Regions from separate parts of the Homo sapiens genome. Here all the other regions are linked to region 2. Evidence: chromatin loops called from intact Hi-C (ENCODE). Cell type or tissue: K562. All regions are shown on one strand. Links, peaks and the distances in the headings refer to the core of each region. The heading gives the core; the rest is flanking DNA.

The links. Peaks named below come from ENCODE experiments on the same cell type or tissue, not always from the same donor. Only the 100,000 strongest peaks of a DNase experiment are listed, where the experiment ranks them.
Region 1: it touches region 2 in a loop (9-fold over the local background); 3 of 110 quality-filtered maps call a loop at or near these places.
Region 3: a loop joins it to region 2, with 9 times the contacts of the local background. A loop is called at or near these places in 3 of 110 quality-filtered maps.
Region 4: a loop joins it to region 2, with 2.7 times the contacts of the local background. A loop is called at or near these places in 3 of 110 quality-filtered maps.

The regions. Positions count from the first base shown.
Region 1 is chr10:17,287,714-17,293,854 of GRCh38, forward strand. No RefSeq gene overlaps it. Among named protein-coding and RNA genes, the nearest start is that of VIM-AS1, 61 kb to the left of the region's middle. In K562, for the core only: a CTCF peak has its summit at 2,694; a DNase peak (open chromatin) is centred at 2,698.
Region 2 is chr10:17,471,983-17,478,123 of GRCh38, forward strand. It overlaps LOC105376437 (a long non-coding RNA gene), which reads right to left and starts at 1,005. Exons shown (of 3, transcript XR_930714.1): 1 at 931-1,005; 2 at 418-553. RefSeq lists a silencer at 2,608-2,902. In K562, for the core only: a CTCF peak has its summit at 2,813 (motif pointing left); DNase peaks (open chromatin) are centred at 1,129, 1,729, 2,779 and 3,043; H3K4me3 peaks cover 1,705 bases.
Region 3 is chr10:17,406,299-17,412,439 of GRCh38, forward strand. The region is part of intron 2 of ST8SIA6 (ST8 alpha-N-acetyl-neuraminide alpha-2,8-sialyltransferase 6); the gene reads right to left. It overlaps ST8SIA6-AS1 (ST8SIA6 antisense RNA 1), which reads left to right. Exons shown (of 3, transcript NR_034129.1): 3 at 1,670-1,988. Among named protein-coding and RNA genes, the nearest start is that of ST8SIA6-AS1, 22 kb to the left of the region's middle. In K562, for the core only: a CTCF peak has its summit at 3,051; a DNase peak (open chromatin) is centred at 3,065.
Region 4 is chr10:17,595,668-17,601,808 of GRCh38, forward strand. HACD1 (3-hydroxyacyl-CoA dehydratase 1) reads right to left here. Exons shown (of 7, transcript NM_014241.4): 5 at 3,623-3,744. Among named protein-coding and RNA genes, the nearest start is that of HACD1, 19 kb to the right of the region's middle. In K562, for the core only: a CTCF peak has its summit at 3,611; a DNase peak (open chromatin) is centred at 3,644.

The sequences.
Region 1 (6,141 bases), core at 792-4,791, 180 kb before region 2:
GGTGAACCTGTGTCTCTACCAAAAATACAAAAAATTAGCCGGGCGTGGTGGCGGGTGTCTGTAGTCCCAGATACTTGAGAGGCTGAGGCAGGACAATGGCATGAACCCTGGAGTCATAGGTTACAGTGAGCCAAGATTGTGCCACTGCACTCCAGCCTGGGCGACAGAGCGAGACTGTGTCTCAAAAAAAAAAGTATAAAACCAAGCTGTTCACTGACCACCTTGGGCACATGTTTTCAGGACCTCTTGAGGCTGTGTCACGGGCATGTCCTTAACCTTGGCAGAATAAACTTTTTAAATTGATTGAGATATGTCTCAGATACTTTTGGGTTCACATAACACAAAACGAATGGTCAGAAATGGACTTCCACAGTAATAATTATTTCTTGAATACATCATGGTGTGAAATTGAGGGTTTCCTCGGCTTCCGCAATTAATTGCCCTTAGCATCTTTTGAATACAACAGTCTCCTATCCTGACAGCCTTCTCTTGTTTACTCAGGAGTTCAAGTGTTCACTCGCTTCCTAAATGCTTTTCCTTCCTTGACAGCGACATGAAGCTAAGTGAGACCAATCATTTGCAGGGGCAGGTACTCACTCCGTAACGCATTTCTCATCCACTCTGTGCAACACTCCACCTGCTACTATGCATGTATGACATTAATTGTATACATTTATCATGCACCTTTTATAGGTAAATTTGTACACATTTACCATGCACCTTTTATAGGTAAATTTGTGTACATTTACCATGCACCTTTTATAGGTAAATTTGTATACATTTACCCTGCACCTTTTAAGGATTCAAGCTGTATGTACAGGTGACACAGACTACAAAAGTCATTTGATAAACAGTTCTAGTTTGAATAAACCAAATTCAAGTTAGTATAATACTAATATGCAAAAAAGAGGCTGCTGCTAGGCATACCAGGTCAAGTCTAAATAATCTCTCTTCTCAACAATCTCTTTTTGTAATATTGGGTCAGTATTGTTTGGGTGGAGAGTTACTATTTTTTCTTTTTAAATCAAAATGTAAACGTTGCTCTTTTGAACTACTGGTTAAGAGCTGCCACCCTGAAGACCTCATGGAAAAAAGATAAATGGGAAGAAGTCATAATTCTTTTTTATAACCTGGTATCACTATTACTCATGCTGATCAAATGGCTTCTGGTGGCACTACCATTGCTATTTTGCCAGTAATTCAGAATCAGTTGAAAACACAGAAGGTAGCTTACATTCATTCAAACATACATATGTGCATGGAAAGAAAGAAATATTTCCTTTGGATTACTGTATTTCAGAATGCCAAGAACACCATGGGATTAATGTCTAGCCTGAGAATGGAGAGAAGAACTAACTTTTTATCGAGTGTTATTTTATGTTAAAAGAAGCACTACTTTTTCGTTTTCCCCAGTCACTTGCACCACATTTATGAAATTATGAACCAATAAATATTTTTGAGTTCCCACTAAATCATTTATAGCACGGAAGACCCACTTCATAAAAGAGATCCAGGCTAGAATTTTTTAAATTGTCTACAATAAAGATCACATGAGCTGAAATTTATGAATACTGGAGGCTTTACAAGTTGAATCCTGAGCAAGCTGGAAGATCTCCACTATTCCCTGCCACCTAATTTTTTGAGGATGAAAAATTGTCCCCACACCCAGGAGGTGAGAATTTTATTTCCCTGTAAAACAAAAAGAAGAGGAACATTGACCTGTGAGCAACCCAAAGCACCCTCAGAAAGCTTTGAAAATCAAAAGCTGAAAATAACTATCAGCCCAAGTCACCATTTAGCAATCTGGAGAGCTTGTTTTTTTTTTTTTTTTCTTTTTTGAGACGCAGTCTTGCTCTGTTGCCCAGGCTGGAGTGCAGTGGCGCAATCTCGGCTCACTGCAGGCTCCGTCTCCCGGGTTCACGCCATTCTCATGCCTCAGCCTCCTGAGTAGCTGGGACTACAGGCGCCCGCCACCATTCCTGGCTAATTTTTTGTATTTTTAGTAGAGACGGGGTTTCACCGTGTTAGCCAGGATGGTATCGATCTCCTGACCTCGTTTCGTGATCTGCGCGACTCAGCCTCCCAAAGTGCTGAGATTATAGGCGTGAACCACCGCGCCCAGCCGGTTTAACTTTTAATGTGTCCTGTGGTTGCGATCTAATATTTTGACTCTCTGTAGTTGATAGCTTGTGAATAGCATTCTGTGTATAATGAGAAAGAATCAACCATTAGAGCAGGTGCATTTCTACAGGGCTGTCAGCATTATGCATTCCACTGTCCCATGCGTGCCAACCGTTCTCACCTCTGTTAAATTGTAGAAAATAGAAGCTTCTATTAAATTGCCATTTCAGCACCTGCAATTCTGCTAATCCTTCATTTCAGGAGAAGAGCAAATCTGATTTAGCCACAGTGCAGGTTATTAGATAGTGGTGATTATGAAACTTCGGTTCCCTGATAGCTACTCTATGCTAAAATAAATAATCCTTTAAGAAAATATGACGATGCCCCTTTTCCTTCCTCTCTCAAATATTAGTTTTGTACCTAGTGAATGAAGTCAAATGACATATTTCAGAAAATCTCTTGAAGGCAAGATTGAGCTGAAGACGTGGGTCACCTGAACACTGTGGTTTCACCTCTGGTTCTCGGGTCTGATTGAAACGAGTTTTGGAGATTACAGTTCAGTCCCTAGAGGGCCCTACAGGATAGTCAATCCACATCAAAAAGCCATTGCGTGTATGAATTCATGCTGATTTTATGTGACAGCCTTTTTCCATTTAGACAGGTTCAAGCACTACAGAGCGGAATCACTCCTCTTCCGGTAAGATTAAAAGCTTACCCATTTTTGCACAGAATCTTTCACCAGGAATTGCTCTTACTACTTTTTGTTTTCTCAGAATCATAAAATCTTTATTTTCTGATAGCAGAAAACATTTTGCCATCCATTCACCTTCACTTCTTGCAGAACAGAAGTGTCATAACTAAGACACCAGCTGGTTCAAGGGGCGTTCCATTATTTTAGTTATGAAGAAGAATTACAAGGCTCTAACTACAACTAATAGCAGGCCTTAAGATTTTAAAAATGTCAGCCGGGTGTGGTGGCTCATACCTGTAATCCCAGCACTTTGTGAGGCTGAGTCAGGCAGATCACTTGAGGCCAGGAGTTTGAGACCAGCCTGGCCAACATGGTGAAACCCTGTCTCTACTGCAAATACAAAAATTAGCTGGGGGTGGTGGTAAGTGCCTGTAATCCCAGCTACGCGGGAGGCTGAGGCAGGAGAGGCGGAGGTTGCAGTGAGCCAAGATAGCACCACTGCACTCCAGCCTAGGCAACAGAGTGAGACCCTATCTCAAAGAAAAAAAAAAAGTCACCTCCGGAGGAACCATATTATCTACTCAATGGGTCTCTCATTTCTGCCTATCAATGAGTTAAACATTTTTTCCCAGAAGATTCAACTTCTGGGAAATCCACTGGATTTAGTGGGAAAATAAATTAATAGTAAGGCTTTTAAAATCTTACTTATTTCTCCAGTGTGTATTCATGTTGGATAAATCCTTAAGGAGAAGACAGGTTAACTGAAAATTTATTAACATTTCTAAAGGAGTTGAGGATTATGATGATCATGGATTATTCATTTACTTAGGAGTTGTATGTATCTGAATTCAGATAATAAAATGAGAAGATGGTGATTCAAAGAACTGCGGTGAATGCTTTACAGGAAGCTGAGAGCAAAGCTTAACGATATGGGCTTAGGAGTCACACAGACCCGAGTTGAATTCTTGCTGGCTTCTCCTCTTTTTAGCAGCTTTGGATAAATTATTCGCCTTCTCAATGTCTCTGCTTTCTTATTTTTAAGATAGTGGTTGTAGAATATCTCCTTACGGTGTCTGCTTAGACCTCATAGTATCCTTCTTCTAAGTAAGTCCCCTCCTCCTATGTTCCTGCTCAGACTGGAGTGTTGGCAACCACGTGAGTTTTTTTCCCCCAGCTTTAATGAGACAAATAAAACTTTGTTGATTGACAAATAAAAATTGTGACCAGGTGCAGTGGCTCATGCCTATAATCCTAGCACTATGAGAGGCCAAGGTGGGCAGATTGCTTGAGCCCAGAAGTTCAAGACCAGCCTAGGCAGTATAGTGAAATGCTGTCTCTATTGAAAAAAAAAATACAAAAAATTAGCCAGGTGTGGTGGCATCAACTGTAGTCCCAACTACTTGTGAGGCTGAGGTAGGAGGATCACTTGAGCCTGGAGAAGTGGAGGCTGCAGTGAGCCATGATAGCACCACTGTACTCCAGCCTGGGCAACAGAGCAAGACCCTTTCTTCAAAAAAATTGCAAATACTTAAAGAGTACAATATGATGTTTTGCATAAGTTTATTTTGTGAATTGATTGCCACAATCAAGCCAGTTAATATATGTTAATATATTAAAATATGCTGTGTGTTTCTATGAGGGCTGAATTAACGTATCCATTGCCTCACAGTTATTATTTCTGTGTGCGTGTATGTGTGTGTATGTGTTGAGAACACTTAAGATCTCCTCTCAGCAAATTTCAAGTGTACAATATGTAATTATTAAGTGTAGTCACCATGCTGTACATCACGTCTCCAGAACTTATTTATCTCATCTATAACTGAAAGTTTGTACCATTTGATTGACATGTCCCCGTTCCCCCACCTCTCCTTCTACTCCCAGCCCCTGGCAACCATCACTCTACCCTCTGCTTCTGTGAGTTTGACTCTTTTAGTTTCCACGATAAATGAGATTCATGCAATGTTTGTCTTTCTGTGTCTGTCTTGTTTCACTTAACATAATGTCCTCCAAGTTTATTCAAGTTGTTGCAAATGGCAGGATTTCCTTCTTTTTTAAGCCTGCATAATATTCCATTGTGTGTGTATGTATATTTCACATTGTATCCATTCATCCATTCACCACTTCGGTTGTTTCCATATGTTGGCTATTGTGACTCATTTAGCAGCCATGTTTGTTACTGCATGACTATTATCTGGAGTGGATGTGATGTGTGACCCAGACCGAACCATTAGCTTTCCTCTCCAGGGAAGTTGTAGTTGACATGAAATAGCTGTCACTGAATCTCTGTTTGTGACTGGCACCAGAGAATGGTGGGGTAGCAGGTGTGAGAAAAAGCCAAGAAAGTCAGACAGCAGAGAACTAGAAGCCATATGTGGAAATCAAGGTCAATGTGGTTCCAGACATAGGGAGCATGACTGAAGAGGGGACTGTCTTGGTATCCCATGGCCTTTCGTTTCTTGGCTTAAGTCACACAAGAGGCCAAACTGCTCTTGACTGAGGCAGTATATTTTAGTCAATTTCCTATTTTTTTAAGATATTTTAAAGTGAATTTCCTATTAGTAGAAAATAAAATACTCACACCCACTACAAGGCTAATAGTACCTAAATATGAGGGCAACTGTGAAAGTTAGAGGATATGTGTAAAATGCCAGCAAGTACATTCAATAAATAGTAGCTACTTTTTTATTTATTTAGAGACAGGGTCTTGCTCTGTCACCCAGGCTGGAGTGCAGGGGCGGTGAGATCACGCTCGCTGCAGCCTCGACTTTCTGGGCTCGAGCGATCCTCCCACCTCAGCCTTCTAAGTAGCTGGGACTACAGGCACATACCACCACGTCTGGTTAATTTTTGTATTTTTGGTAGAGACGGGGTCTTGCTATGTTGCCCAGGCTGGTCTTAAGTTCCTGAGCTCAAGCAATCTGCTGGCCTCGGCCTCCCAGAGTGTTGGGTTTACAGGGGGGAGCCACCGCACCAGGCTGGTAGCTATGGTTATGTCATTTTTCCTATAAGTAAACTGTGAATATACTTGCAGTAAAGATCATTATTGGAGAGATTTTAAAGTAAGTGCAGATAACAGGGAAACCGTAAATTGGTAGAAAATCTCATTGTTATAATTTATGCTAACGTGCTTTCCTAGAAACCCAAATATAAAGTTTCTGTCATCTGTGTTTCCCAGTGGCACTGCCAAGGAGTCACAGAGCTCTAATTTAGATGTATGTGTGTGTGTGTTGTTGTGTACTTGTGTGTGAATATGTATGTGCTGTGTATGTGTTTTATAGATGAAGATAATGCATTTTCATCTCTTATTGAATTCAGATTACAATTATAAT
Region 2 (6,141 bases), core at 923-4,922:
TGTGGTCCAGTTGTGAGTTCTGTCCCTCTGCTGTGATTCTCAGGGAACACTTCGCATGCACGGATTGGCTTCCTTGTTCCTTAACTGGATGACTCCTAAATTTGACCTCCAGCTTTGTCCTCTCTAATGAACAGAAAACACTCCTGTTTCTGGAAGCTTCCTGGATATCTCGCCACTGTGATTTCCCACCAGCACCTCACTTAAGTTCTTATCTGCTCCTCCTGCCCAAACTAAACCTTCCTCTTGGCCTATTTCCTATGATGATGCTATTGAGCCACTGTCAAGCCTCGCAGGTTAGATTTCCTAGATTTATCTTTATCTTTAATTTCTCCCCCTCTTTTCACCTCTTCAATATATTTTCTCTGTCACCACCTTCCCCTCTTCTAGCATCGAAACTGGTCCCTTGACTTCACTTACTTCCTAACCTGATCGATCCTATATGGCACTTCCAAAATATTTTTCTTCAGAGTTGTCACACGTAGGTCTCATGCCATGCTGCTGTTCCAAGAACAAATTTGCAGTTTCTCTCCATTGCAAGGCAGTTGAGATGAAACTGAGTAGGAGATGGGTAGGACTTATTTCCCAGTCTCAAGAGGATGAAGTGAAGAAACTAGGCTGGGATCACACCTGTAACCTCAGCACTTTGGGAGGCTGAAGCAGGAGGATGGCTTGAACCCAGGAGTTCAAGACCAGCCTGGGCAACATAGCAAGACCCTGTCTCTACAAAAATTAGCTGGGCATGTTGATTTGTGCCTGTGGTCTCAACTACTCAGGAAACTGAGGTGGGAGGATTGCTAGAGCCTGGGAGATCAAGGCTGCAGTGAGCTATGATCATGCCACCGTAGTCCAGCCTGGGCAACAGAGTGGGACCCTGTCTCAAAAAAAGAAAAGGCAAAAAAAAAAAAAAAAAAAGAAAGGAAAGAAACCAACCAGCAGGAACCAGCAGAAGATGAGGAAAGTGATCACCAGCTATCTTCATTGCTTATTAGCACAAGACACTCCCCCCAGCGCCATGACAGTTTACAAATGCCATGGCAACAACCCAGGAAATTACTTCTCCTTTCCATGGTAACAACCTGGAAGTTACTGCCTCATTTCCTAAAAGTTCAAAGTAACTCCCCCTCAATTTGCATGTAACTGAAAGTGGGCTCACGTGAGTATGAATACAGTGGCCAACAGCCCAGGCTGTTGCTGATTGTGGTGCCCTGCTTGTGAGTTAGCTCTACTCCATAGGGAGCAGTAGCATCCAATTAAAAGATTGCTGTCTTAACTCTACTGGCTCATCCTTGATTTCTTTCCTGGGTGAAGCCAAGAAACTTCGTGGGCTTAGCGCCACTTTGACGGCTCACCTGTCCTGCATTAACTCCACAGTCAATATCCAAACTACAAACTATACCCTTGTTGTTATCAGCACCGGGACACCAAGGTTCAACATCTGTGTGAGCTCAGATATCAACTTTTTATGTGTCAGTTACTTCACTTGAAAAGTGTTCTGTTAGGGTTGTGTAAAGATTGAGTTAATATATGTATATTAGGCACTTAGAATAGTACCAAGCGCTTAGTAGGTATTATATTGGTGTTTCTTGTTATGACCAGTCTTAGAGCCTAACAAATAGAAACACCATTTCCCAAACATGTCTTCACGTTTATCATTTCTCAACTGATAGAGTTTGGCTCTGTGTCCACACCCAGATTTTATCTTGAATTGTAATCCTCCTGTGTAAAGGGAGGGACCTAGTGGAAGGTGATTGGATTACGAGGACAGTTTCCCTCATGCTGTTCTTGTGATAGTGATTGAATTCTCACGAGATCTGATGGTTTTATAAATGGTAGTTTTTCCTGAGCTCTCTTGTGGGTCCCCACGTAAGACGTGCCTGCTTCCTCTTCTGCCAAGATCGTAAGTTTCCTGAGACCTCCCCAGCCATGTGAAACTGTGAGTCAATTAAACTTCTTTCCTTTATAAATTACCCAGTCTTGGGCAGTTCTTTATAGCAATGTGAAAAAGGACTAATACGTGAACTTTTGCTCAAATTGTTCCCTCTGCCTTCAATGACCTTTTCGTCATATAAAGTCTACCCATTTTTCAAAGTCTACCGCAAATACCAATACTTCCCTTGAAATTTTCACTTAAAAGTCTTGTCTTTTTTTGAATTCAGGATAATACATCTGCCCCAACTACCTTTATTCGTAAGAAATAAAATAATATACACTTCGGTATTTTAAAGTCTCTATGTAAGATGATATTCTATAGAGCTGTTATATTACTAAGTTGGTCTTTTTGTTACAGCCATACTCCAAAAATTTTCATTATGTTATTTTATTTCATTTGTCAGTGAATTTGAAATCATTTTCAAGAGCAAAATTAGAAACAAAATCCCAGCTTTAGGAAGAAATAAATCAGAGCTTTCCAAAACTAATATTTTAGGATTTACGAAGGTTTTTAAGAGAGAAGAGTTTAAATATTTTTAAAGTATAGACTTATAAAGCATTTCTGGGGAATCTGAAGAAACAAATATAGCATTACACCAGTATTATGCTATTTAATTTTATTTCAATCAGGTGATTTTAAAGTTTGAATGGCTATTTTTTTTTCTTTCAACTGTATTTTCTCTGCTATATTTCATGCATTGTAAGACTTTAAAGGTTGGCCCCTTGTGGAGACAAATTACACCTGGGGAAATTAGCCCAGGTGTTGGCAATTAATTGTGGAGCCAGAAACTCCCCAGTGATGTGAGACGGAGCCTTCCCACCGTGTTCTCTGGACTCCTTTTTCTAAGATGCTGGCTCTTCAATTTTAATGAGGGAAAAGTGCCCCCCTGTGGTTTGTACTTGGACTTGGTTTGTTTTTTTTTTTTTTTTCAATGTAAATATTATGTTCTTTCCCAAGGAAAAGCCGGCAAAGCTAGGAAGAAGGCTGTACTCATCTGGATTCTAATTTTCTCCTCTTTGGGATCCTTATCAGTAGCAAATCACCTTTTAAGTCATCCCTTCACCCGTCCACCAGCCTCAAATCCATGCCCTCACACTATCCCACGTCCATTCTCACCTAGGTGCCTTCAGAGCCAGGATCCCTCCAAGAGCTCACCCATCCTAATGTTTTCAGGAGGGAAACAAACAGAAAATGCTTTCAGTAATGGTCTGTGCTGGACTCCTCCCTCCTTTCTCTAGTTATTCTTTTCCCACTCCCACTCCTCCAACCTCCCTGCCACACCAAAATTTCTAATTCCTCTGATGCATATCCTCTCATCTGTGTTTATTCTTTCAAGAAGTTTATTTTAGGTTTGTGTGCATTTATTTTTTTCTTTTTTTGAGATGGAATTTTGCTCTGTTGCCCAGGCTGGAGTGTGGTGGTGCCCAGGTTGGAGTGTGGTGGCACAATCTCAGCTCACTGCAACCTCTGCCTCCCAGGTTTAAGCAATTCTCCTGCCTCAGCCTCCCGACTAGCTGGGATTACAGGCGTGTGCCACCACACCCGGCTAGGTTTTGTGTTGTTAGTAGAGATGGGGTTTCACTATGTTGGCCAGGCTGGTCTCGAACTCTCAACCTCAGGTAATCCTCCCACCTCGGCCTCCCAAAGTGCTGGGATTATAGGCATGAGCCACCGCGCCTGGTCTTGTGTGCATTTCTTACTGTATTACGTAAATGGTCTTGAGCTACAGGTAGCATTCTTTCTTCCAACTGTTACTCAGCACTCTGTCTTTGAGAATGAGCCATGTTGCTGTGTGGACATTCAGTGCATTGCTTCTAAGGGCTGCCCTGTGTTCCACAGCAGACATACAGAACATTACACTAATCCTCTATCCCAGAGATAGGTACCCTGATGGCCTCTAACTCCCACAAACAATGCTATGATGAATATCCGTAAGCCTGTTCCAACGTGGGCCTGTGTGTGAATTCCTTCCAGAAATACCAAGAAAGAGAATTCCTGTATCCTAGAAATATGCATACTCAGTTTAAAGATTTCCTGCCCGGATGTTCAAGACTGCAATACCAATTTATACTTCCATCAGCCTATTCATGAGGGTGCCTGTAATTCCACATCCCTATCCTTTGCCAGGCTATTGTGTGGAAATGATACTTCATTGTATGTTGACTTACAATTCTGAGGAATAATATATTGGAGCAACTCTTCTGTTTGTTAACTTTTATTTGAATTTTCCCTTCTGTAAATCACCTATCTGTATTCTTAGATTTTTTGTTTTGTTTTGTTTTGTTTTGTCAGAGTCCCTACCTTCTTCTGGTTGATGTGCAGAAATCCCCAGTTCCTTGTGTTTTCTAGGTTTCGGTTCCTTGTCAGCTTTAGGCCTTGCCAATGATTTCTCAATATCTGTCACTTCTAACCTTGTCTGTGGCATCTTTCATTGCATGGAAATCCTTAGTTGTTTCTTTATGATACATCTTTTGCAAAAATAGAAGAAGCCTTTTCCTATCCCTCATGTAAGGGGATATTCTCATGCTATATTTTCTATTAAATCTGATATGTATATTTTTCATATCCAAGTCTTTATCTGGAGTCCAACTTTGCAGGTGGTACATAGGAATCAGTTTCAACTTTCTTTATATGGGAGTCAGTGTTTCCAACATCATCTGCTAACATGTATGCTTTCATATTAATCTGTAGAGCCATCTTCATCATATATTAAGTTGCTGAATTGTCTGTTCTGTTCCATTGTTTTACTGTCTGCCTGTCTACCAATATCACACTGTTTCTAGCACTGTGAGGCTTTGTAGTATGTCTTAGTATCTGATAGAACAGGAGCAGCCACATTTCTCATTTTTGTAAAGATCAAATTGACCATTCGTGGACCTTTAGTCTTTCACATGAATTCTGTAGTAAATTTAACCACGAATTTCATTGAAATTTCCTTGACTATATAGATTAATTTGAGAAGAATTGACAACTTTATGGTATTAACATCCATCCAGAGACATTGAAAGCGTATTTAGTTGGATTAATTGTTATGTCCTTTGTTCAGTTGAAAATTTTTTTCTCAAAAAAGGTTTATTCCTTGTTAATTCCTAAATACCTTTAGTTTTTATTGAAATTGTAAATCATGCCTTATTTTTCTTATATTTTCTAGACAGTTAATACAAGCATTAAAAATTACTGATTTTTATGTTGATCATGTATGCAGCAACCTTGATCAACTCCCTTCATTGTTCTAGTAGCTCATCTATTGATTCCATTCCTAGGTAAATTATGTTATCTATCTCTTTCTTGACCAAGCTTTATACACCATTTGTTTTTCTTTTTTTTATGGCATTCACTGGGATTATGTTAAGCAGTAGCGGTGTTAGAGACATACATTCTTGTCTTTTCCTCTACTATAAAGTGAACTTTTTTGTTTTGGGGTATATAGTGGTAGGAAAAATATCTCCTTTTTTCACTTTTTCACTTTGTTACAGAAACTCTGAATTTTAACTAGAGTTATATCCATCCAGAATTAAGACTGCCTTTACCATCCTCTCTTGCAGCTAGATATGACCTCGTAATTAAGTTCTGGTCAATGGGATATGAGTAGAAGTTGATGTGATCATCTTTTGCTTGTAACTTTAAAAAGGGCCACCCTATCAGGAATCCCGTAGATTGCTTCTGGAGGTAGAGAGTATGCATGTAAGAAGAGAGGTTAAATGAAGCTTCCTTTCCCATCACCCATATCAGAAATGGGTATGTCTTCCAGTTCCTTGTTTCTGGTGGCTGAAATGCAGATATAATGGTGGTATCCAGAGTAACAATAGTGGATCATACAGATGAGGCCAGCACCTCAGGATGACACAACAACATAATAGTAGGAGAATAGGCCCCCATACCATGAAATTGCCGCATTAATCCTGAACTGCTGTTGAACAAACAACACACACTTGGAGAAAGTACTTAAATTTTTATGTATACCCTCATGTTTAAATGCCATATGGCTAGATATAAAAATCTTGGCTCAAAGTTCATTTCTCTTTGTTTTAAAATGCTAAGCCATTGTTTTCTTGTAACCAGCATTGCTATTGAAAAGTTTGATTTTTGTTTCTCTGTAGATGGTCTGCTGTTTATCTCCAGAAACTTATAATTCTCTTTGTCTTTGATGTTCTGAAATGTGACTATGGCATCTAGGCGAGGGAGTTTTTGTTGCTGTTTATTTATTTAAT
Region 3 (6,141 bases), core at 784-4,783, 66 kb before region 2:
CAAAGCCAGGAGATTCTGCCAGTGGACTTCACTCCCTTCATTTCCCATAAATTTGCCTTCCCACATTTTCCCACTTCTAGGATCCTGGGACAGCTTCCCCTTTGTCTTGTCACTTCTCTGAGCTGTATTGTTCTTTGTCGAATATACGACATAAGCCAGACTCTTAAAGCCACTGCTTTGAGTTACTTTTCTCCCACGGGATGTGCACTGCATGCATTAATATACTTGCTTGTTTTTCTCTTGTTAATCTGTCTTTTCTTGTGAGTCTGTCCCAACTACAAACGTATGAGGGTTGAGGAAGAGTTACTTTTTTCTCCCATTCATAGTCTATACAGCGGCGGTTGTTACTGTCTTGGCAGGCCTCTTAAGGCAGCACTTCTTCAACTGCAGTGTGCCCATGAATCACCTGAGAAATGTGTTAAAATGCAGATTCTGGTTGAGTAGATCCAGGGTAGGCCCTAATATTCTACATTTCTGAAACCGAGGGCTAATCTTTTTTTTTTTTTTTTTTTTGAGATGGAATTTTGTTCTTGTTGCCCAGGCTGGAGTGCAACGGTGCAATCTCAGCTCACCAAAACCTCCGCCTCCCGTGTTCAAGTGATTCTCCCCCATCAGCCTCCCAAGTAGCTGGGATTACAGGCATGTGCCACCACACCTGGCTAATTTTTATTTTTAGTAGATATGGTGTTTCTCCATGTTGGCCAGGCTGCCTTGAACTCCTGACCTCAGGTGATCTGCCTGCCTTGGCCTCTCAAAGTGTTGGCATTACAGGTGTGAACCACCACGTCCGGCTACTGAGGGCTAATCTTTTAAGTTGCTTGCACCTTGTTGATTTTTGCTGCTTGTTGATTTTTTAAACCCACATAGCTTAAAGTCAGGCTGCTAAATGCTATAACTTAGCCTTCACTAGCTTCCCTATAAATAACACTCTGACATATATGTCACCATAGTAACAATTGCTTAAGTTGTCTTTCAGGAACTTGGGGCGGCCCCTGTCCAGTTCAAACCAGCTGAGACCACCAACCCTCTGAATGCACCTGCATGGATGTCGGAAAAGTGACACTTGCCATCAGAGGGCCAAAACTCCACCCTCAGATCATGTTAACACTGCTATTTTCTGACCATGTGTCCTAAGAAGAGCCGTGAGCCCAGACTGCACTTGCTCAGATCACCAGTTACCTCACTTCTCCCCACCCTCAATCACCTTTCCCCACCTTAGACCATCCTAATTCTTTACTCCATAAATATCCCTAAGCATTATCCTTGAGGAGGTAGATTTGAGAGCTGTTCTCCCATCTCCTGGCTGGGTTGCCCTGTGAGTAAATCTTTTCTCTTTTGCAAAACCCATTGTCACCATGACTGGCTTACTGTGTGCAGGCAGAATGAACCTGGTTTGGTGTCATATCTACGAGCTCCCAGACAATGCCAGTCCCACTGGACTAAGGGTCTCACTTTGAGTAACAAGTTCTTAAAAGTCTCCTGGATCAAGTTCTTCTGCCCTGACCGTCTTTTTCATAATAGTCTAGAGCAAGACTTCACACACAAGAAATGTTGGACTGTCTCATAGGCAGAAGGGTTTGTGGGAAAAGCAGTGAGTCCATTTGAAAGCTACAAAAGTAAAGTGAGCTCTCATCATGTCACCAATAAGTGTTCTGTTTTTAATTTTCAGATAAAAATCATAATAAAGGAAATAATGGAAGAGGAGACTTATGTTACTGGGGACATCTAACATAATTATTTTCCTGATTCAGTGGCATGGTTCAGTCTTCCAGGAGTTCTGCTACAGAGAAGAGAGTAACCCCCATCCATCATGGCCAAAGCACCCAGTCAGGCTCCGCTCTGGATCCAGCCCGACAAATGCAACCCTTGAATAGGGTTTGTGCAAGCAAACTGGATGACGACCGAAGAAACCCTGTCGCTTCTGAGAAGACACCCAATCCAAGAATGTGAGTTCTGGAAATGTCATTAAATGTCAGTTATATACATGCTTACGTGTCCATATTAGCTATGCAATCACCATCAGCAAGTTCTTTTTCTCAACCAAAAAAAGAAGTAAATTTCTCTGCTAATTAAATATTTCCTCAGGCCAGGCACGGTGGCTCACACCTGTAATCTCAGCAGTTTGGGAGGCCGAGGAGGGTGGATCACTTGAGGTCAGGAGTTCAGGATCAGCCTGGCCAACATGTGAAACCCCGTCTCTACTAGAAAGGCAAAAATTAGCTGGGCATGGGGGCATCTGTAATCTCAGCTACTTGGGAGACTGAGAGAGGAGAATCGCTTGAACCCGGGAGGTGGAGGTTGCAGTGAGCCGCGATGGTGCCACTGCACTCCAGCCTGGGTGACAGAGCGAGATTGTCTCAAAAAAAAAAGATAAAATAAATAAATGAATAAATAAATACATCTTCACTAAAACTCAAATAAGTGAATTTTGAGAGAAGAATTTTATTTTTTATTTTTATTTATTTATTTTTTTTGAGACGGAGTTTCGCTCTTGTTACACAGGCTGGAGGGTGATGGCACAATGTTGGCTCACCACAACCTCTGCCTCTCGGGTTCAAGAGATTCTCCTGCCTCAGCCTCCCAAGTAGCTGGGATTACAGGCATGTGCCACCATGCCTGGCTAATTTTATTTTCTTTCTTTCTTTTTTTTTTTTTTGTATTTTTAGTAGAGATGGGGTTTCTCCATATTGGTCAGGCTGGTCTCAAACTCCCAACCTCAGGTGATCTGCCTGCCTTGGCCTCCCAAAGTGTTGGGATTACAGGCGTGAGCCACAGCATCCAGCTGAAATAAGAATTTTAATGGGAAAATACCTTATCTGTATTCAGTGTTGACTCCATGCTAATTTGAGTGTTTGAGATGGCTATTAGGTGCTGTAACATTAAATAATTTACAAATACTTAAATATTTGAACCATAACTACAGTTTTAAAATAAGTTTACTCATCTAAGAGTGAAGATTCTCTTACAATCTGCAAGTCTATAGCTCAACTTTTACATATTCATGTTTTATATTCATTTTCAGGAAAGCATCAGGTTCAATACCTAGGAACTCCTGTAGAGGGTGTTGTGGAATCTTCTTTAAAAGAACAAAACAAGGCAAAACAAAGTTTAATAGGGTAGAGCAGCCAGGTGTGGTGGGTCATGCCTGTAATCTCAGCAATTTGGGAGGCCAAGGCAGGATCTCAGCAATTTGGGAGGCGAAGGCAGGCAGATCACTTGAGCCTAGGAGTTCAAGACCAGCTTGGGCAACATAGCAAGACCCTGCCTATACCAAAAAAAAAAAGTGAACCTAGGAGTATGAGGCTGCAGTAAGCTGTGGTTGTACCAGTGCACTTTGGGAGGCCAAGGTAGGCGGGTCTTCTGAGATCGAGAGTTTGAGACCAGCCTGACCAACATGGAGAAACCCCGTCTCTACTAAAAGTACAAAATTAGCCGGCATGGTGGTGCATGCCTGTAATCCCAGCTACTCGGGAGGCTGAGGCGGGAGAATTGCTTGAACTCAGGAGGCAGAGGTTGTGGTGAGCCAAGATCGCGCCATTGCACTCCAGCCTGGACAACAAGAGCGAAACTCCATCACAAACAAACAAACAATAAACAAAAACCATAGAGTGATTTCTGGCCAACAGAGCAAGAAAGAAGTGAACCAATGAAAACCGGTCCAAGTCTGGGAGTCAATATGGAAAAGCTGCCTAATTAATGTGGAAGCCCCAGGGAAATGATATACCATGAAAACCTAACACTACAAAAACTAGTTGTCAGACACATGTGAGCAGTGAACAGAATCCTAATATGCTGGTTTAACATTCAAAACTGGAGAGTGTTTGTGTATCTTCTAAAGACTGTTTGGGGTTTATTTGTGGAGTTCAGCTGAGTGTCATCAGAACAAAGATTAGTGCAAAAAATCTTTCAGAAATCATGCCCAAACATTTGCATGCACCTTAAATAAGAAATGAAATAGCAAGAAGAGTATGTCACAATAAAGTATAAATAGCAAGTGATATGTCTCATCGTACTGAGACAGTTTTATAAATGAGGCAAAGGCCTTGTCAAAAAATAATGATGATTTTCAAAATTCTGAAACGCAAAGGAGGAAAACTACTTCATTCAGTTAACAGGAAGCACACAAGAATCTCCCCATCAACCAAGATTTTTTTTTTCTATAACCCACGCTTTGTAAGACAATAATAGCAAAAACTATAAACTAGAATTTGTTGAAAGAACAACTTCTAGAATTTGCCCTTTATGTGCTGTTTTACCATTGTCATGTCTGTCTCTGGTATGACTTCCTCATCTATTAGTAGCCTCCTAATAAATTTGAACAAATGAATGAATGAATAAGAGACAACTAAGCATGAGGTATTGCAAGATGGTAACTCATCCAGGGAAAATTAAAACCTGGAGTGGATCAGATGGAAAAACAAAATAAGACACTAGAAAAAAATCACCAGGAGGGTTTCAAACCAAAAGATCCCCTGGTTAACCTTCAGCTAATTATAAGATTTAATTAACTAGAAAAACTCAATCCTTGTTTATTCTATTTAATTGAGATTTTACCATATTTAAAATGATGTTACTCAAGTGTTCTCATTAATATTTAATGAAAGTGTGAGAGAATTGGCTAACCAAATTTACTGTGCTTAGGTAAACTGTAATTAGGAAGGGTTAGCAGAGCATCCCAAGGGACCTATCAATCACAAAATGAAGCGATACAATTACAGATGAATTTCAACAAGGAAACACACAAAACAGTGATCCTCAAAAAAGATGGAATAAAATTACTTGAATGTGGTAGTCGGTTCTGAGAAATGCAATCAATCACATGTCATTTCAGACAACTCAGAAGGAATAACCCTACCCAACAGACTTGAACTCTTTGTGTGTGTGTGTGTGTGTGTGTCTGTGTGTGTGATAGAATTTCACTCTTGTCGCCCAGGCTGGAGTGCAGTGCGATCTCGGCTCACTGCAACCTCTGCCTCCCAGGTTCAAGCAATTCTTCTGCCTCACCCTCCCTAGTAGCTGAGATTATAGGTGCCCACCACCACACCCGGCTAATTTTGTATTTTTAGTAGAGAAGGGGTTTCACCATGTTGGCCAGGCTGGTCTCGAACTCCTGACCTCAGGTGATCTTCCCACCTGGGCCTCCCAAAGTGCTGGGATTACAGGCATGAGCCACTGCACCTGGCCCAGACTTGAACTCTTGATTGCATGAAAGTGTATTAATCTTCTATCTGCTTATTCCCAATTTCCCAGCTGATAAAATGCCCCACTGTTATTTCACTTAAATTTGGAATAACCTGCATCTAGTTAAGTTGGAGCTACTTTGTCTTGTTGCAGATTTTCTTTTGCTTTGCTGTCTTCATTCTAACTTGGCAGAGCCCAGGTGCTTTGTCTCTATTTGCCTGCAAGACCTCTTTTCCAAGACATGTCAGGTTTCTCTCTAAAGTACCTTCCACCTGGAGGATATCTGTTCTTGTTCTTTAATTCCTGGCCCTATTTCCTATTCATCTGAAAAACTAGGCTTTGTGAGCAGGATCATGCATGGCAATGAGTTCTAATGAGTTTTTAATGTTTCACACTTCATGATGAACATATATTTGCATTTCAGAAAATGCTTTTAAGGAATGTTTTTTTTTTTCTGCCCTCACTCCTAACTCAGTTGCCTTTAAGCAAAACCAAAGAGAGCCATGGCCAGCCTGTTCAAATGGCTGCAATCATTTAAGCCCCTCTCGCTGCACCCTGGCCCCTCTTGCCTCCCTAGCCTGCCCATGCTTGCCCCTGTCTCAACTTCTACCCCCACTCCAGCTGAAGAGATTTGCCATTCTCAGCTTTCACCTTTGGGGATCCCTCTTGACCATGGTTAGCAATTGCTGTGACCATCCTCACATCACAGATTTTTGGGCTTCTGTTTCTTAGGACAATGCCTGCTCTCCCTGCTAGCCTATCCCTCATCCCAGGCCCTCCAACCTCCAGCCACTGCAACTCTAGAGCCACATCCTATCCCATTGACTAACCCAACTGCCAAGCCAAGCCCAATCCCCAGACCTGGAGCTCAGAGAAATTATTAATCCAATCAAAGGCACTAAAGTTGGGATTCTGACTCTGAAGCAGGTACCAAATTTTGGACAGAGAGGGGCTCCTGAA
Region 4 (6,141 bases), core at 1,240-5,239, 120 kb after region 2:
AAGAGGGGCCTAAAGGATCCAAGATGATCATATTTCTTCATTAAAAAAAAAAATCATTTTTCTCTGACTCAGTCACTATATAACAGTTACCACAGAAAACTTAAGAGGCCAGAGTGCAAGACCACTCTGGGCGATATAGTAAGACCCCGTCTCACAAAAAAAAATTTAATGAGCAGACCACAGTGGTGCATGCCTGTCGCCCCAGCTACTTGGGAGGCTAAGGCAGGAGGATTGCTTGAGCCTAGGAGGTCAAGGGGGCAGTGAGCCAAGACCGCACCACTGTACTCCAGCCTGGGTGACACAGCGAGACCCTGTCTCAAAAAAAATAAATTTAATTTAAAAAAAGAAAAATGTTTTTAATTTAAAACAAAAGGTCAACATTTTGATGGAAAAAGAAATCAAATTAATCTGTATTTTATTTAATCATTTTGTTGGCATTAGGAAATATCTATAAAGAAAAGTCAAAGTTGTCAGTATTGAAGAAGCTTGGAGACAAATTAAAAATTGCATTATTCCTGTATGTCAAGGATATGCGAAGATAAGAGATGGGGAGAAGGGCAGAATTATTTGCCAAAATAGATGAGCTATTCAAGAAAGAAGAATGATTCCTTCACTGTACCTGTTAATCCCTTCTTGGCCTTGGAGAAACTCCCTGCTTTCTTACCAGTTTTGGGTAGTTATTTGTGTATCATTTAAATCAATCTTTCCCTATTCCTCAATTTATTAAATCCCATAACTGGACATTTTATATACCTGTCTCAGTAAAATACCCAAACTGATTAAGTTGCAATTTTTACTTTATGTGGTTTTCAAAAGATTTTTTTTTTTTTTGGCAGGATTGTTCTTCAATAGAAGAAAAAATTAACACTCCTACAATAAGCTAGTTGAAAGTCTTAAGGGCAATGAAAATTTCTAATGAAATGGGAACAAATTATATAATTTGACTTTACTTGCACTTCAAAAAGATTGCATGTTACTACTTCTCTAAGTTCTGAGGGCAGTATGGGAGATTTAACTATGGATAGACCACATTAAAAAAAAAGATACAATGCTTCTTTGAAGGTTCCCAATTACTATCTAAAATTTTTTTGAAGGGAGTGCATTTTAAATCAATATGAAAAACCTAACTTAATATATACAATTACCTATTCTGAGGACTTTTCCAAGAACACTTATGACACATAAATAGAATCAAAGTATATTCAAACTGTAACAATAGGCCAAACTACTTATAACTAAGAAGCCATTTCTAAAGTGTAGTTTTATTCGAGAATGACAGCTTCAACATCTGAACATAAATACAAATATTATTTTACCTTACTTAATGGAGTTGGGAAACATATTTAGATGGCTGGGATTTTTAAGATCTTTTTGACATGAAACATAATTATTTATGATTATGATCAACTGACAAAGTATTATGTAACATATGATTTCAAAGCTGAAAGACTGTATAACTTGTTTAACATTAAGGCAATGGATAAACACTTTCTTCTTTTGAGACAGAGTCACGCTGTGTCACCAAGCTGGAGTGCAGTGGTGTGATCTCAGATCACTGCAACCTCCACCTCCTAGTTCAAGCAATTCTCCTGCCTCGGCCTCCCAAGTAGCTGGGATTACAGGCACATGTGGCTAATTTTTTAATTTTTTAGTAGAGATGGGGTTTCACCATGTTGGCCAGGCTGATCTGGAACTCCTGACCTCAAGTGATCCGCCCACCTTGGCCTCCCAAAGTGTTGGGATTACAGGCATGAGCCACCACGCCCAGCCTGCAATGGATAAACACTTTCTAAACAGCAAATTTAAACATACGATGGCAGAGTTTTTATCTTTTCCAGACACTCAAGACATGCAAATGCATTCCAAAAGACAGACACACAAAGCCATCAAGTCTAATGTGCCAACCTCAGGAAAATATGCAATGTACATTCTGCTATCCTCTTCAGACAAATTTTGTAAATTCAGCACATGAAAAGAGACTATATGGTAAGTTAGTATTTTCAAAGGTGCCAGAGGTCCAGAACATTGTCATGCGAAATGATATTGATGTGTTCTAGGATTAGAGTCCAGCTACATTCAAAACTGCCAACCTTTAAAAAGCTCAGTCACTAAAGGTAAACACATTTTCATGTACAGTAAGATTAAAACCAACCAAATCCATATAAATGGTAGTACAACCTTCTTATGACAGACAAGACACTTAAGCTCAAATTATAATTTCAAAGTATCTCATCATATACAAAGTGGTAAGCCGCAAGTGTCTAAAAAAGAGCTAGAGAATATTAAAAAGTCACAAAGAGTATATAACATGGCCAGGCGCAGTGGCTCACACCTGTAATCCTAGCACTTAGGGAGGCCGAGGTGGGTGGATCACTTGAGCTCAGGTGTTCGAGACCAGCCTGGGCAACATGGTAAAACCCCATCTCTACAAAAAATACAAAAATTAGCCAGGTGTGGTGGCCTGCACCTGTACTCCCAGCTACTTGGGAGGCTGAGGCAGGAGAATCGCTTGAGCCCAGGTGGTGGATATTGAAGTGAGCCGAGATCGTGCCACTATCCTCCAGCCTGGGTGACAGAATGAGACCCTGTCTCAAAAAAAAAAAAAAAAAAAAGAGAAAAAAACCCATAAAACACAATTAACAGTGGTTATCCTTGGTTAGAGAGATTATAAGTAATTTAAAAGTGGTTTTCCTTCTTTTTGGTTTATATATTCTCATTTATTATATTTGAACATGTATAATACTTGGGATTAAAAAATAGTAATTGACCAGGCATGGTGGCTCACACCTATAATCCCAGCATTTATCACCACCTGACATATCACATATTATTAGTTTATGTTTTGTCTTCATCATAAGACAGAGAATTTGTTTTGTTCATACCTACATCTCAGGCATGCAGTAGGCACACACCATTTGTCATTGTTATTGCTACCATAAAGTACAATACAAAGAATAAAATGAACAAGTCTATACTGATTTGTGACTTGTTCTCCAAAGAGCAGTTTTGCTTTTATAATAACTTTCTAAAACGTCAATTGCTCAAAGAATTCAAACTTCAAGAAGAACAGATATCTTTTCCTTTAAAAACTGTTGCTTTAGGATATATTTGGAGCCCTTCAAATATAAATTTTATCCACATTCCAAATAATACAATTTTAAGTAAGTGTGACTTTTAAAAATGTCTCTGCAACTTAAAGCAAAGAAAAAAACCAATCGCATTGTGTAAATGGTATAAATTGTGGCTGCTAGATTGACTATTAAAATAATTTACATCACAGACAAAAAAAAAACATATTTTTGGTACTGCTTATGTAAGCTAATTCCAAAAATGTATATTGTGCTTTCCAAAAAAAAATGAATGACTAATTCTGAGGTTAAGGATACCACAATTTGTCTCACATTGATTTCACTCAAAATATTTATTAATACGATTCCTCTCTCATCATTAAGCTTTTAGAATACAAATCATAACTTGTATAATTATTAGTTATACCAGTTATACCTCCTATAACAGCATTCTGGCATCGTGGGGCTGAAACACGAATTTTAATTCTCTGGCGTTAGCACACAAAATAAGCATGCACAGGACAAGGAGAAACTAAACTGCAAGATATCGCCACCTGGCCCATTTAATGAAGTATGGCAAGTGGTCAAGAAGGCTGAATGTGTAGAAGGAATAGCGAGTGATCTCTGTCACAGTCCACGCGACCAGAAAAAGCACCACACTCTCTTCATTCTGGATCTGCAGAATTACAGAGAAACCCAGTGTCATTCAACCTAGAACTTACTTTTCAGTGAAGGTACTTACTTTACTTATTTATTGCCTTTTATTTATAATGGAATGTTAGGGTTAGGCAAATGCAATATAGAAAACTTAATGCAGTCACCATTAACATAATTAATTATAAACGTGGAACTTAAACGTATCTTATGCACAGGAATAGTTGAGCATAGACTCGTTTTTCTTCCCTCGTCCTTCACTTCAGGAAATAACGCTATCATCAGAGGACAATGTTACCTTGCTGAAACCAAAATCTGACCCTCCTACTTCTAGTAATCATTGAATCACACCTGTTCTACTGTAGGACCAACGCTTGAATTGCTCACTCATCTTTGGCCCTTTTACTACTATTTTAATTCAGGGGTTTATCATCTCTCATCTTGACTACTGTAACTGTTTCCTAAATAGTCTTTCCTCCCTTTATTGTCCTCATGAATGCAAGTTGTCTTTTAAAAAGAAGTCAAAGAAGCAAATACATAAAAAACAAATTGGAATCAGCTAAGTCCTGTGATTTAAAAGTTTCACTGGTCCCACACTTCTTAACAGAATAAAAGGATGAGCCCTAATACCTGGGCACCATATTCAAGGTTCTTTGCAATCCTTGCTCGGAAATCTCTCCAACTTCATCTACAATTATTCAACCCTTCTACCTACTTCTCTCTCTGGTGACACTAGATGTTGTTATTTCCAGAATATGCTCTGAACTTGTGCAATTTAACACATGCTATTCACTCTCACTGGAATGTTACTCTCTTATTCCATAAAAAATCTTTTCCTATCTTTCAAGATTCAGCTAAAACATCTCGCCCTCTAGAAAACTGACTCCAACCCTCTCCTCTCACCCTGAGCAGTTATTTGCTCACCACCTTTATTTATTTATTTATTTAGCTTATTTATTTATTTATGTGAGACGGAGTCTTGCTGTGTCACCCGGGCTGGAGTGCAGTGGCATGATCTCGGCTCACTGCAACCTCCACGTCCTAGGTTCAAATGAGTCTCATGCCTCAGCCTCCGGAGTAGCTGGGATTACATGCCCTGCTAATTTTTGTATTTTTAGTAGAGACGGGGTTTCACCGTGTTGGCCAGGCTGGTCTCGAATTCCTGATCTCATGTAATCTGCTTGCCTCAGCCTCCCAAAGTGCTAGGATTACAGGCATGAGCCACCATGCCCAGCCCAGCACCCTTCTTCTACTGTACTTTGTTCATATCTGTGTTGTGGCATTTGCCAATCTGTACTAAGAGTTGTCTGGCTAACTCTTGTACATGTCAGCATTCAACATCTGTATCCCTCCTTAAGGGAAGCCTTCTTGCACTCCCTACGTCAGACTAAGTCCTTAGGTATACTGCAACGCATACCGAGCTCTTGCTTCAAAGCACTTAACACGTATATGATTAAATATTTGTTTAGCTTCTCTCCCAAGTATAGGCTCCACCAGGCGAGAACCATGTTTGTTTTATCAACAGCCATATCCCAGCACACTGCCGGGCACAGATGAGGTGCATGATTAGCATTGTGCGTGATTTAACGTTAAGTGTACCCCACTTCCCAACAGCCAGTACACTGGACAGCTGGGATTGCCTTGTTCTTTTTTTTTTTTTTTGAGACAGAATCTCGCTCTGTCACCCAGGCTGGAGTGCAGTGATGCGATCTCAGCTCACTGCAACCTCTGCCTCTTGGGTTCAAGTGATTCTTCTGCCTCAGCCTCCCGAGTAGCTGGGACTACAGGTGCGCACCACCACACCTGGCTAATTTTTGAATTTTTAGTAGAGACAGGGTTTCACCATGTTGGCCAGGCTGGTCTCGAACTCCTGACCTCAAGTGATCCACCTGCCTCAGCCTCCCAAAGTGCTGGGATTATAGGCGTGAGCCACCCCACCCGCCCACCTTATTCATTTCTGTAAATCCAGAAATTTGCACAGCACCAGGTGTAGAGAACGCATTCAATAATATTGGTTGAATTAATTAACGAGTGCTGAATAGGTACCAGTGGGAAACTATCGTCAGCAAAAAATAAATAGGAATATTAAGGCAGAGATCCTCTGGAGGATAAACGGGGCAGACGGGTCCTGTTTTATTTTTGGAACTCGCGACTCTCAAGCTTCCCTTTACCTCCATCTCTCTAGTTAATGTCTAGTTAATGTTGTCTTTCTTCTTCATTCTTCAGACTCATGGTGGTCCTAACTCAGCTATTATATTCCCTCACTGCCTGGAAGAGTCTGTCTTCTAGTCTGTTAATGCTGTCCTCCTGCTTTTAAACTAGTAGGCAAAGTTAATTAATAGTTTGCCTCTCCCATTGCATGTGCTCACTGCTATCTGCACTATCTGCATGGCAGTCGCTGTTTAGGGTGCAGGTAAAT